Regions from separate parts of the Mus musculus genome. Here region 2 is linked to region 1. Evidence: chromatin loops called from intact Hi-C (ENCODE). Cell type or tissue: heart. All regions are shown on one strand. Links, peaks and the distances in the headings refer to the core of each region. The heading gives the core; the rest is flanking DNA.

What was found. Hi-C counts contacts between places; a loop is a spot of excess contacts. Peaks named below come from ENCODE experiments on the same cell type or tissue, not always from the same donor. Only the 100,000 strongest peaks of a DNase experiment are listed, where the experiment ranks them.
Region 2: a loop joins it to region 1, with 6 times the contacts of the local background. A loop is called at or near these places in 2 of 42 quality-filtered maps.

The regions. Positions count from the first base shown.
Region 1 is chr3:93,359,019-93,364,391 of GRCm38, forward strand. No RefSeq gene overlaps it. Among named protein-coding and RNA genes, the nearest start is that of Rptn, 32 kb to the right of the region's middle. In heart, for the core only: CTCF peaks have their summits at 1,261 (motif pointing left) and 3,072 (motif pointing right); no DNase peak of the experiment used is centred there; H3K27me3 peaks cover 75 bases.
Region 2 is chr3:93,445,183-93,450,555 of GRCm38, forward strand. It overlaps Tchh (trichohyalin), which reads left to right. Exons shown (of 2, transcript NM_001163098.1): 2 at 1-3,895. The coding sequence ends at 2,872. Among named protein-coding and RNA genes, the nearest start is that of Tchh, 5.5 kb to the left of the region's middle. In heart, for the core only: CTCF peaks have their summits at 1,059, 2,252 and 2,500; a DNase peak (open chromatin) is centred at 2,449; H3K4me3 peaks cover 2,683 bases; H3K27ac peaks cover 856 bases; H3K27me3 peaks cover 849 bases.

The DNA of each region.
Region 1 (5,373 bases), core at 123-5,122:
TGCAATAGTAAGGGGTCAATTATTCAATAATTAGGAGACAGCAAGGGCAAACATCCCTAGTATTCCAGGGTCACCTGCTGTCAACCCTCTTTAGTATCTGCTTAAGCAACTGAAGTGACGAGAGATGCCAGGGGTAAAAGTTACAGGGAATACTTACCTTTCCCAACAACCAGGTTTTCCAGTAAAAGAAGAAGTACCCTAATGCTGGAAATTAGGTATCTCCAAAGGTCCTGGGGAAAAGATAATTAAATCTCCTGTGAAGGACAATAATGACAGTTAAGTGCCTTGCACTGAGGTCTTATGTAGCAGATATTAACTTAAGCACTTTTATATATTCCTTCCTTCAATTCTCACATCCAGCCCATTGATGTATTGTCACCAGTTAATAGGTGAGCATTTCTTTGAAAACCTACAACTTAGACTAATAAATAAGAAAATTAAAGACCAAGTGTGCACGGATTGTTTGGGAGGTGCTGAAGCACATGTGCTGGTCCGTACTATGGGACCCTAGTCCTGACCTGCCACGTATGACCTTACACCAAATATAACCGAGGCTCGGGATTCCGCAGTTCACTCTTTCATTTGTTTTAGTTTGGTTGGGTCTCACCTTGTGGCCTCTGACTGACCAGGAACTTACTGTGTAGACCTCAGTAAATTGCTTGTCTCTTCCTCCAGAACACTGAGACTGCAACCAGCTTTCCTGACCTTCACCAGAGAATCTTGTACCTGCTAACCAGTTCTGGACGGCTGGAGCCGAAAGCAGTGGTAAACACAAGCACGGTTCCGGAAATGCAGCCCCTTACCCCGGAAGTGGCTTTTCTTTCTTTTCTTCTCTTTTCTTCTCTTTTCTTTTCTTTTCTTTTCTTTTCTTTTCTTTTCTTTTCTTTCTTTCTTTCTTTTTTAAATTGGATATTTTCTGTATTTACATTTCAAATGTTATCCCATTTCCCTCAGTTACAGCAAGTGACTTGGAAAGTTGAGGGCCCCAAGGCTGCTACCCTGGCCTTTTCCTCGTGCAGAGTAATGGACATGCGCCAACAGAACTCTGTCACCTCACAGCAGTCACCCCTCTGAGAAGGCCAGTGGGCACGGGAGCCTCTGCATTGCAGGGGAGTGTCCTGGTAAACCTACTGGCCCCTGACAGAAATGACCCTCTTGATTGGATAAGGCTGAGGAAGCTATCTGTCCTGTGCAGCTTACAGCTTCAAAACTTCCTCTGCTTCCATCCTAGCTCCCTGTGCAGGAGACGGTGGCGCCTCCTGGTGGCCAGCCGGAGCCGTGGGCACCTTGGCTACCCAGACAACTTAAACGGAGTAGGAGGTGCTGCATATCTGTTCAAGTGTTATTCTTGTGCATTTTGCTTTAAAAAAAAAAAAATGCACCCACTATCATAAACCTTGAATACCAAGCTCTTTCTAAGTAGGTAACAATAGATCTAAGAAAATATTAAGTATATAATGCCCACGATACAACAAAAATTATGATAGCAGACGGGCCTGGTGTTTCATGCCTGAGGTACCAGGACGTGGAAGATGAAGGATAAAATGTAAATTTAAAAAAAGTAAGGTGGTACTCAAAATCATAAAAAAATAAAAAAAAAAAAGTAAGCTTCACAAGGTCAAAAGGAATAAATTAGAGTGCTCTTTGACTTTATGTGTGGCCTTGACAGACTTTTTTTTAAATGAAATTGTTAAATAAAATTAACCTTTAAATCATTTAAGCAGCATAATGCAGATTCCCCCCACCCTCCAATAATGAGACTCATCCCATCAACTGAAGGCCTGAGCAGAACAGCTGGCCTCCTTGAGCAAACAGAAATGCTCCTGCAGCCACCGTACGACATGTGTCTCTACTGCTTCTGAGTCTATCTCCACACTGCTGTAAACTTTGGGCTTGCCCAAATCACAAAAGTCAATTTCTTTATAATATTTTTATAGATATACATTCCAATGGTTCTTTTAGAGGGGGGAATCATAATGTAGAGTGACTTCAAAAATCCTCGCCTCTTTCCCTTTTTTACACTTTCAGTGTCCGATATATTTTATGCATATTTTGTATATTGATGGAAGTATGAAAGTAAGTAGAACTCCACAGCTAATGTTCCGAATGCCCATTCTAGCTGTATAGAGGTTTACTGAGTCATACAGACTTTGGGTCTGGATAATTTTGGGGTGTTGTGTTTTCATTTATTTGCAATATTTTTGTAATGTGCTTTATAAAGTGAGAAACAATTCCTTCTTTTGATATTGAGTAGAGCTACGAGGATTGGAGGGCCTGAGTCTGAAGATTTTGTTGCAAGCTCTCAAAGGCCTAAGCCAATAATCCAGCTATCCTGATCTGAATTCAGAGCTTCAGCTATATTCCACTACAATGTTCTTGTCCAAGAAGAGTGAGGAGTTGTTTTGCACAATTACCCTTGCTTCAGCATTTCCTCCTTCCCCTCACACCAGATCCCTTGGGTGGCACATTCTAAAGTACAACAACTCCTCACTCTTCTTGGACAAGAACAATGTAGAGGTACATAGCTGAAGTTCTGAACTCAAATCAAAGAGTTTTAAGAAAGGGCAATACCATGTGGTAAACACTATACAATTAAACTTTTCAGTGCAAAGTGGTTCCCCAGCCCCCCAGGACCCTCGATGATAATGATGATGATGATGATGATGGTGGTGGTGGTGTTGATGATGATGTGTGTCAATCAGTCAACAGCTGTTTTAAAAGTTAACAGTAGGACTTGTAGCAGTTAACTAGGTTCATCAAAGCCAAGTGCCTCTGGTTTTCATCTACAAAAAGATAGCTTGAAAAGGATTAATATCATAACATGCAGTGTGTCAGGCACAGCTTTATTCCTACATCCCTAGGGATTTTGCCTCCAGAATATAAAATCAATATTATTTTACTGTCAAGATCATGGGAATAGTATAATTAAACCAAACATGGAGTTTAGGCTAGTGACGGGAATTCATCTGATACCAATTGACTATTCCAAAACCAAGAAGCTCTCAAGAATGAGTCGTAGGTGACCAAGTACACAGCTTCCTGTACTATGACATAGACTGTAATTCTCCAAAATTGCCAGTAGATGGCAATATTCACTAACCTTCTGGCTCCTGCGCTGGTGTTAGAGATTAACTCTGAAAGACCAGGGCTTCTCCTGAAATATGCGTTACCGATAGTATTTACATAAAAGAGAACGAAGGACAGCTGCACTCAACCCAGAAAGGAAGCTGACACACAATTTCTTTCAGGAATAAAATCTCTTACAATGACTAGGCAAGGTGGTACAATATGCTTGAGAAGGAACAATGGTTGGAGAGACAGCTAAAATGGGATTTCAAGTAAAACACGGGGGAGACCTTCACTCAGATGAGGATAAGGGGGGGCTGGAGAGATTCCTCAGGAGATAAGAGCCCAGTGACTCACAACCATCCATTCGTAGTAACTTCAGCCCAGGAAGGACACAGAGCATTCGTGAGGTTCATGTACATACATGCAGGTAAAACACACTTGCACATAAATCAATCTAAGTTAATTTAGGGGGACGGGGGAGTAAAACTAAGGTAAGTGTTCAAGCCAAAAAAAGACAGATGAGAGTTTGGTTTCATTTACATATCAAAGCAGCCCTGACCTCCAGGCTCTCCCAGCATCCCTCAGTCCTTACCTGGCAAACCCTGCCCCCAACCCTTAACTTTCCAGCCCAGGGAATGGGCTGCCCACCCCACCGACTCTTTCCTATATGATCCAAACATTTTGGTCTCCTCTCTCTCCTGCTCTCTTCTACTTCTCTTCTCTCTATATACACGCAGCTTTTCTCTCTTTCTCTTCCCCCTTCCTGACGGTCCAATGGGGACTTCCCTGGCCTGGGTCTTTGGGGCCAGTGAACTTGCCCGAGAGCAGCTTCTCAATAAACCTGCACTTTATATAATCTAATCTGTCTTGAACTGGCTCATTTCTCCAGTGGAGAATTGACAAATCACCATGAGAGGGGTGGGGTGCGGGGTGTGGGGGTTGGGGTTTGGGGGTCGGTGTCCCAGTGAGTCTTCTGAATAATCTCCCTGAGAATTCTCTAGGCCAATCCCCAGAACAAACAAGAAATCTAACTTTTTTAAGTTTTGGAGGGCTGGCAGGAAGTGATCTAGTCAGCGCAGCATGGTTGACAAAGAGCAGCTTTCATACATTTAGAGTTTTCAAGTCACATAGCACAGTCGCTTCTTAAGTCTGTTGTCAAGAGAGCTGCAGGAGGCGTGGCCTGATTAAGGCTTTGGGACTCCTAACGGGTCAGGCCTGTGTCCATAATTTTGTTTGTAAATGATTCTTTGTTATAAATATAATGCTATCATTTATGTAAGATTAAAGTAAATTTGCAACTAAAGTGGTAGATGTGCTTGCTTATTTTATGTAAGGAGTTAATCTTGTTGAATGACCATTAATTCAGGTCAGAGCATCTTCAGTAGGTTGATATTTTGATTTTATAAACTAGCACTGAGAACTGCACTCCACAGACATGTAAAACAAATGACTGAAGCATATTTAAAACCATTTCCAATTCATCCTAACATGGGGTTTCCCTTTTCCCCTTTATAAACTGTCATTTCCCTAAGGGTCATATTTATCTCCTCTCTATGCAGAGGCAATCCTTTGTTGCTCCCATCCCTCCCTTGTTCCTTTTCCTTCAGCCTTGTCCTCTGTCTTCTGTCTTTTTCTCTTATTCCTGGTCCTTTGTCCTTCTGGGGCAAATAAATCTCCTTTGTGGGGGCTGGAGAGATGGCTCAGTGGTTAAGAGTGCTGACTGCTCTTCCTGAGTTCAATTCCCAGCAACCACATGGTGACTCACAACTACCTGTTAAAGGGATCTGATGCCCTCTTCTGGTGTGTCCAGAGAACTTTGTCTTGGGGTGTCTAGTGCCAACACAGGTCACTTCAGATGTAAAAGAAAGAGAAAAAGTATGGAGAAGGAAGAGGAAATGGAGAGGCACAAACCATGGAGCACCTACCACACTGGCCTTGTGTGCTTTCTTGATGAGCTGCAGAGGAGGACAAGCTGCACAGCAGGCAGCCAGCTTTGGGGTGGGCACCTCCACACCAAGTAGCTCGACTTAGTGGTGAGTTCAAGTCTCCACCCACAGCCTGACCTCACTGGGCATTTAGGGGAATGACTCTCCCCACACACACTTTGACCCCAGATGGCACTTAGTGAGGAATTACAGTCTCCCCATACCTATTGACATCACAAAGCAGTAGGTCCCCAAGTCTCAAAGCAGTCCCTAACCAGAAGAGATAGTAGTTCCAACACTTCTCCTGACCTCAGTGCACAAAAGCCAGAGGAGGCTGAAATCCCCAGGGCCCTCTCTGGCCACAGTGCAACCAACAGGA
Region 2 (5,373 bases), core at 193-5,192, 86 kb after region 1:
CACCAAACGCAGAGGGGATGAGGAACCCATCCAGCAGCTGGAAGATTCTCAGGAGCGAGAGAGACGTCAGGATCGGCGGCCTCTGCAAGACGAAGAGGAAGAGAAGAGAGAGCTGGAGCAGGAGAGGAGGCGTCGACAGCAGCGCGACCGTCAGATCCTAGAGGAAGAGCAGTTTCAGCGAGAGCACCAACGGGAAGCCAGAAGACGAGATGAGACGTTCCAGGAGGAAGAACAGCTCCAGGGAGAATCGAGAAGACGGCAACAGGAGAGAGAGGGCAAGTTCCTTGAGGAGGAAAGGCAGCTGCGGACAGAACGGGAAGAGCAGAGGCGGCGTCAAGAACAAGAGAGAGAATTCCAAGAGGAGGAGGAGCACCTCCAAGAACGCGAGAAAGAACTTCGGCAGGAATGCGACAGAAAATCTCGTGAACAAGAGCGCCGCCAGCAGCGTGAGGAAGAGCAGCTGAGGCGTCAGGAGCGGGACCAGAGATTCCGTCGGGAACAAGAACGCCACCTGGAACGTGAGGAAGAGCAGCTGCGGGACAGACCATCCCGCCGGGAACAAGAACGCCACCAGGAACGTGAGGAAGAGCAGCTGCGGGACAGACCATCCCGCCGGGAACAAGAACGCCACCAGGAACGTGAGGAAGAGCAGCTGCGGGACAGACCATCCCGCCGGGAACAAGAACGCCACCAGGAACGTGAGGAAGAGCAGCTGCGGGACAGACCATTCCGCCGGGAACAAGAACGCCGCCTGGAGCGTGAGGAAGAGCAGCTGCGGGACAGACCATCCCGCCGGGAACAAGAACGCCACCAGGAACGTGAGGAAGAGCAGCTGCGGGACAGACCATCCCGCCGGGAACAAGAACGCCGCCTGGAGCGTGAGGAAGAGCAGCTGCGGGACAGATCATTCCGCCGGGAGCAAGAGCTCAGACGGGACAGAAAATTCCATGAGGAAGAAGAGCGCCGCGAGGAACTGGAGGAAGAGCAGCGTGGCCAAGAGCGGGACCGTTTGAGGGTGGAGGAGCAGCTTCGCGGACAGCGAGAGGAAGAGCAGCGCCGCCGCCAGGAATGTGACAGAAAATTACACCGGGAACTAGAGGTCCGCCAGGAACTGGAGGAAGAGCGGCTGCGGGACAGAAAGCTCCGCAGGGAACAAGAGCTCAGGCGCGACAGAAAATTCCATGAGGAAGAAGAGCGCCGTCATGAGGAGTTCGAGGAAAAGCAGCTGCGCCTCCAGGAACCGGACAGAAGATTCCGCCGGGAACAAGAGCTCCGTCAGGAATGCGTCGAGGAAGAGCGGCTGCGGGACAGTAAGATCCGCCGGGAGCAAGAGCTCCGCCGGGAGCGCGAAGAAGAGCGGCTGAGGGACAGAAAGATCCGCCGGGACCAAGAACTCCGCCAGGGACTGGAGGAAGAGCAGCTGAGGCGCCAGGAACTTGACAGAAAATTCCGTGAGGAACAAGAGCTCGACCAAGAACTGGAGGAAGAGCGGCTGCGGGACAGAAAGATCCGCCGGGAGCAAGAGCTCCGCCGGGAGCAAGAGCTCCGCCGGGAGCAAGAGTTCCGCCGGGAGCAAGAGCTCCGCCGGGAGCAAGAGTTCCGCCGGGAGCAAGAGCTCCGCCAGGAGCGCGAGGAAGAGCGGCTGAGGGACAGAAAGATCCGCCGGGACCAAGAACTCCGCCAGGGACTGGAGGAAGAGCAGCTGAGGCGCCAGGAACGTGACAGAAAAGTCCGTGAGGAACAAGAGCTCGACCAAGAACTGGAGGAAGAGCGGCTGCGGGACAGAAAGATCCGCCGGGAGCAAGAGCTCCGCAGAGAGCAAGAGCTCCGCCGGGAGCAAGAGTTCCGCCGGGAGCAAGGGCTCCGCCGGGAGCGCGAGGAAGAGCGGCTGAGGGACAGAAAGATCCGCCGGGACCAAGAACTCCGCCAGGGACTGGAGGAAGAGCAGCTGAGGCGCCAGGAACGTGACAGAAAATTCCGTGAGGAACAAGAGCTCGGCCAAGAACTGGAGGAAGAGCGGCTGCGGGACAGAAAGATCCGCCGGGAGCAAGAGCTCCGCCGGGAACGCGAGCAAGAGCAGCGGCGCCGCCTGGAGCGTGAGGAAGAGCAGCAGCGTCTCCATGAGCGTGAGGAAGAGCAGCGGCGCCGCCAGGAGCGCGAGCAAGAGCAGCAGCGGTGCCTGGAGCGTGAGGAGGAACAATTTCGCTTTGAGGAGCAGCAGCGCCGCCGCCAGGAACGCGAGCAACAGTTGAGACAGGAGCGCGACAGAAGAGTCCTTGAGGAAGAAGAGCTTCGTCAGGAAAGGGAGGAGCTGCTGCACCGCCAGGTGGGTGGCAGGAAATTCCGGGAAGAGGAGCGACTCCGCCTGGAAAGAGAGGAACAGCAGCGTCGTCTCCAGGAGCGTGACAACAGAAGATTCCGCGAGGAAGTAGAGCTCAGGCAAGAAAGGGAAGGGCAGCAGCTTCGCCAAGAGCGTGACAGAAAATTCCGTGAGGTAGAAGAGCTTCGCCAGGAAGAACAGCGCCGCCGCCAGGAGCGTGACAGGAAATTCCGGGAAGAGAAACACCCACGCGAGGAACGCGAGGAACAGCAGTTGCGCAGGGAGAAGCGAGATGGTCAATACCTGGCTGAGGAGCAGTTTGCCAGGGATACGATTCGTCGCCAGGAACAAGAACTACGTCAAGAAGAGGAACAAAGACGTCGCCAAGAGCGGGAGAGAAAATTCCAAGAAGAGCAAATCCGTCGTAGGCAAGAGGAGCAGAGGCGCCGCCAAATCCTGGAGCCTGGTACACGCCAGTTTGCCAATGTCCCAGTGCGTTCCAGCCCTCTCTATGAGTACATCCAGGAGCAGAGGTCTCAATACCGCCCTTAAAAGATGCTGCAAACATCCTGGCACCAGCCAAAGCTTCAAGCAAAAGAAAATGAGAAACACTAGGGTATCCAGCGATAACTCAAGTGTTTCTGGTTGTGGGAAAACTCTCTGATCTTAGAATGTGTCTTTTCTTACAGAATCTTAAACTATACTAATTTCATTTCCTTTAATTCCTGTCTTTCATTCTTCCACAGGTAGTTCTTTTTTGCAAGATGTCTTTGTTCTTTAGTGAAGATATGATGTGCACTTTTAAAACTAAGCCATTTAATTTTTTGAACGAATTTTCTTTGAGGAGCACATTGGTTTATTGCCTTCTTAAATAACAAGAATAATGCAAGCAATCTGATATTCAAAGTAATTGAATCGCTACTTTTAGTGGTGGATCATTTTATCTAAAGCTTTCATTTTATGAGTTCAAGTTGACATTTTCTTTGGCTTAAATTTTGTCTTTACCTCCAAATGGTTTTCTTAGGTTTTGTTGCAAAATTATGACAGATTCCATCAGCAGGCTGAAACTTAGATCCCTCAGATAATGTAGGAGGAAGAGGATTTATGCAGAAAATAATATATGAAGTCAGTTCATAACTGAACAAATCTTGTTAAGAGAAATGCTTGACAGAAAATTATAATTTGGCATTATATTTTTTATATTTTGCATCATCTAAAATCTCATGAAGTGAAAGCAAGGTGGTCCTCAAACAACTCAAATTTAAAACTGTAGTTGTAGCACTCTGTTCCATTTCCCCAAGTCTTATTGAGTTTGAGAATTTTTCTACTTTTGTACATTTTGGTTTAGAGGGAACCTACTCAAGATTCTGTAAACATTTGTCTTGTTTGGGTCCAATAAAAGTTCACAGAGTGATGGCAAAAGGAAAAGGGAAATGTATGAACAGAGGACAAATTTCTAGAGGTCTCTTTATTATACTTAGATGCTCACAGTACTTTGAGGCTTTATACTACCTGGAAGACATTCTTGTTCAAATAATTGGACTGTTAAAAATCAATAAATGTTTGGCAAATATTTTTTCTTGTCTGTTTTAATTATGTGCCTATCATAACTCATATATAGTCTGGAAATTCATGTATTCCCAATATCTTATGGTAGTTTTACTATTAGCTATGTCCAAATAAGAAAGGAAGAAAGAAACTTTGATTTTTTTTTCTACAAATTTTCCCAATTAAGGTGACTCCTATATTATTTAAGAGTAAGACTTGGGCCGGGCGTGGTGGTGCACGCCTTTAATCCCAGCACTTGGGAGGCAGAGGCAGGCGGATTTCTGAGTTCGAGGCCAGCCTGGTCTACAAACTGAGTTCCAGGACAGCCAGGGCTATACAGAGAAACCCTGTCTCAAAAAGCCAAAAAAAAAAAAAAAAAAAAAAAAAAAAGAGTAAGACTTGGACAGCAAATTAGAAATTGGCATTATATTTCTATACTTAGTACCACTTAAAATTTCATAAAGCAAAAGCAAATGTTGCTCAAATAATTCAAATTAAAACTGCTATTCCATTTCCCCAAGTTTTGTTGAGTTTGAGAATATTACTACTTTTGTATATATTGCTTTAGAGGGAACTTTCTCAAGACCCTGTAAACATCTGTCTTATTTGGGGGCTGTACTGGCTAGTTTTGTGTCAAGTTGACACAGGCTGGAATTATCACAGAGAAAGGAGCTTCAGTTGGGGAAATATCTCTACAAGATCCAGCTGCAAGGCATTTTCTCAATTAGTGATCAACGGGGAAGGGCCCCTTGTGGGTGGAACCATCTCTGGGCTGGTAGTCTTGGGTTCTATAAGAGAGCAGGCTGAGCAAGCCAGGGGAAGCAAGCCAATAAAGAACATCCCTCCATGGCCTCTGCATCAGCTCCTACTTTCTGACCTGCTTGAGTTCCAGTCCTGACTTCCCTTGGTGATGAATAGCAGTATGAAAGTGTAAGCTGAGTAAACCCTTTCCTCCCCAACTGCTTCTTGGTGCAGGAATAGATGTTGTTTGTGCAGGAATAGAAACACTGACTAAGACAGGGGCCAAAAAGTTTTCAATGAGTGTTGGATGAGGTTAAGGAGACCCTTATATTATTTCCAGTACCACAGAGACTCTCTTTCTAAGTGTTTTGTTTTTAATGCTACTGCTTTCTGTATTCTTTCTTGCAGTGACTCACACTAGTCATGGCATACTGCACTCCCAATGTTGCTATTGCCTTTTTAAATGGAGTAGCTAGCCGGGTGTGGTGGCGCACACCTTTAATCCCAGCACTTGGGAGGAAGAGGCAGGCAGATTTCTGAGTTCTAGGCCAACCTGGTTTACAAAGTGAGATCCAGGACAGCCAGGGCTACACAGAGAAACCCTGTCTCGGGGGAAAAAAAAAAAAAAGGAGTAGCTACTTTGTACTTAAGCCAGTGATGGAACATGACCTAAAATTTAGGAGCAGCTCTATAGACATAATTAATGACCCAGTGATTGAAGCAACATAGTCCATGAGGTGCCTGAATGAGAAAATGCTAAATAA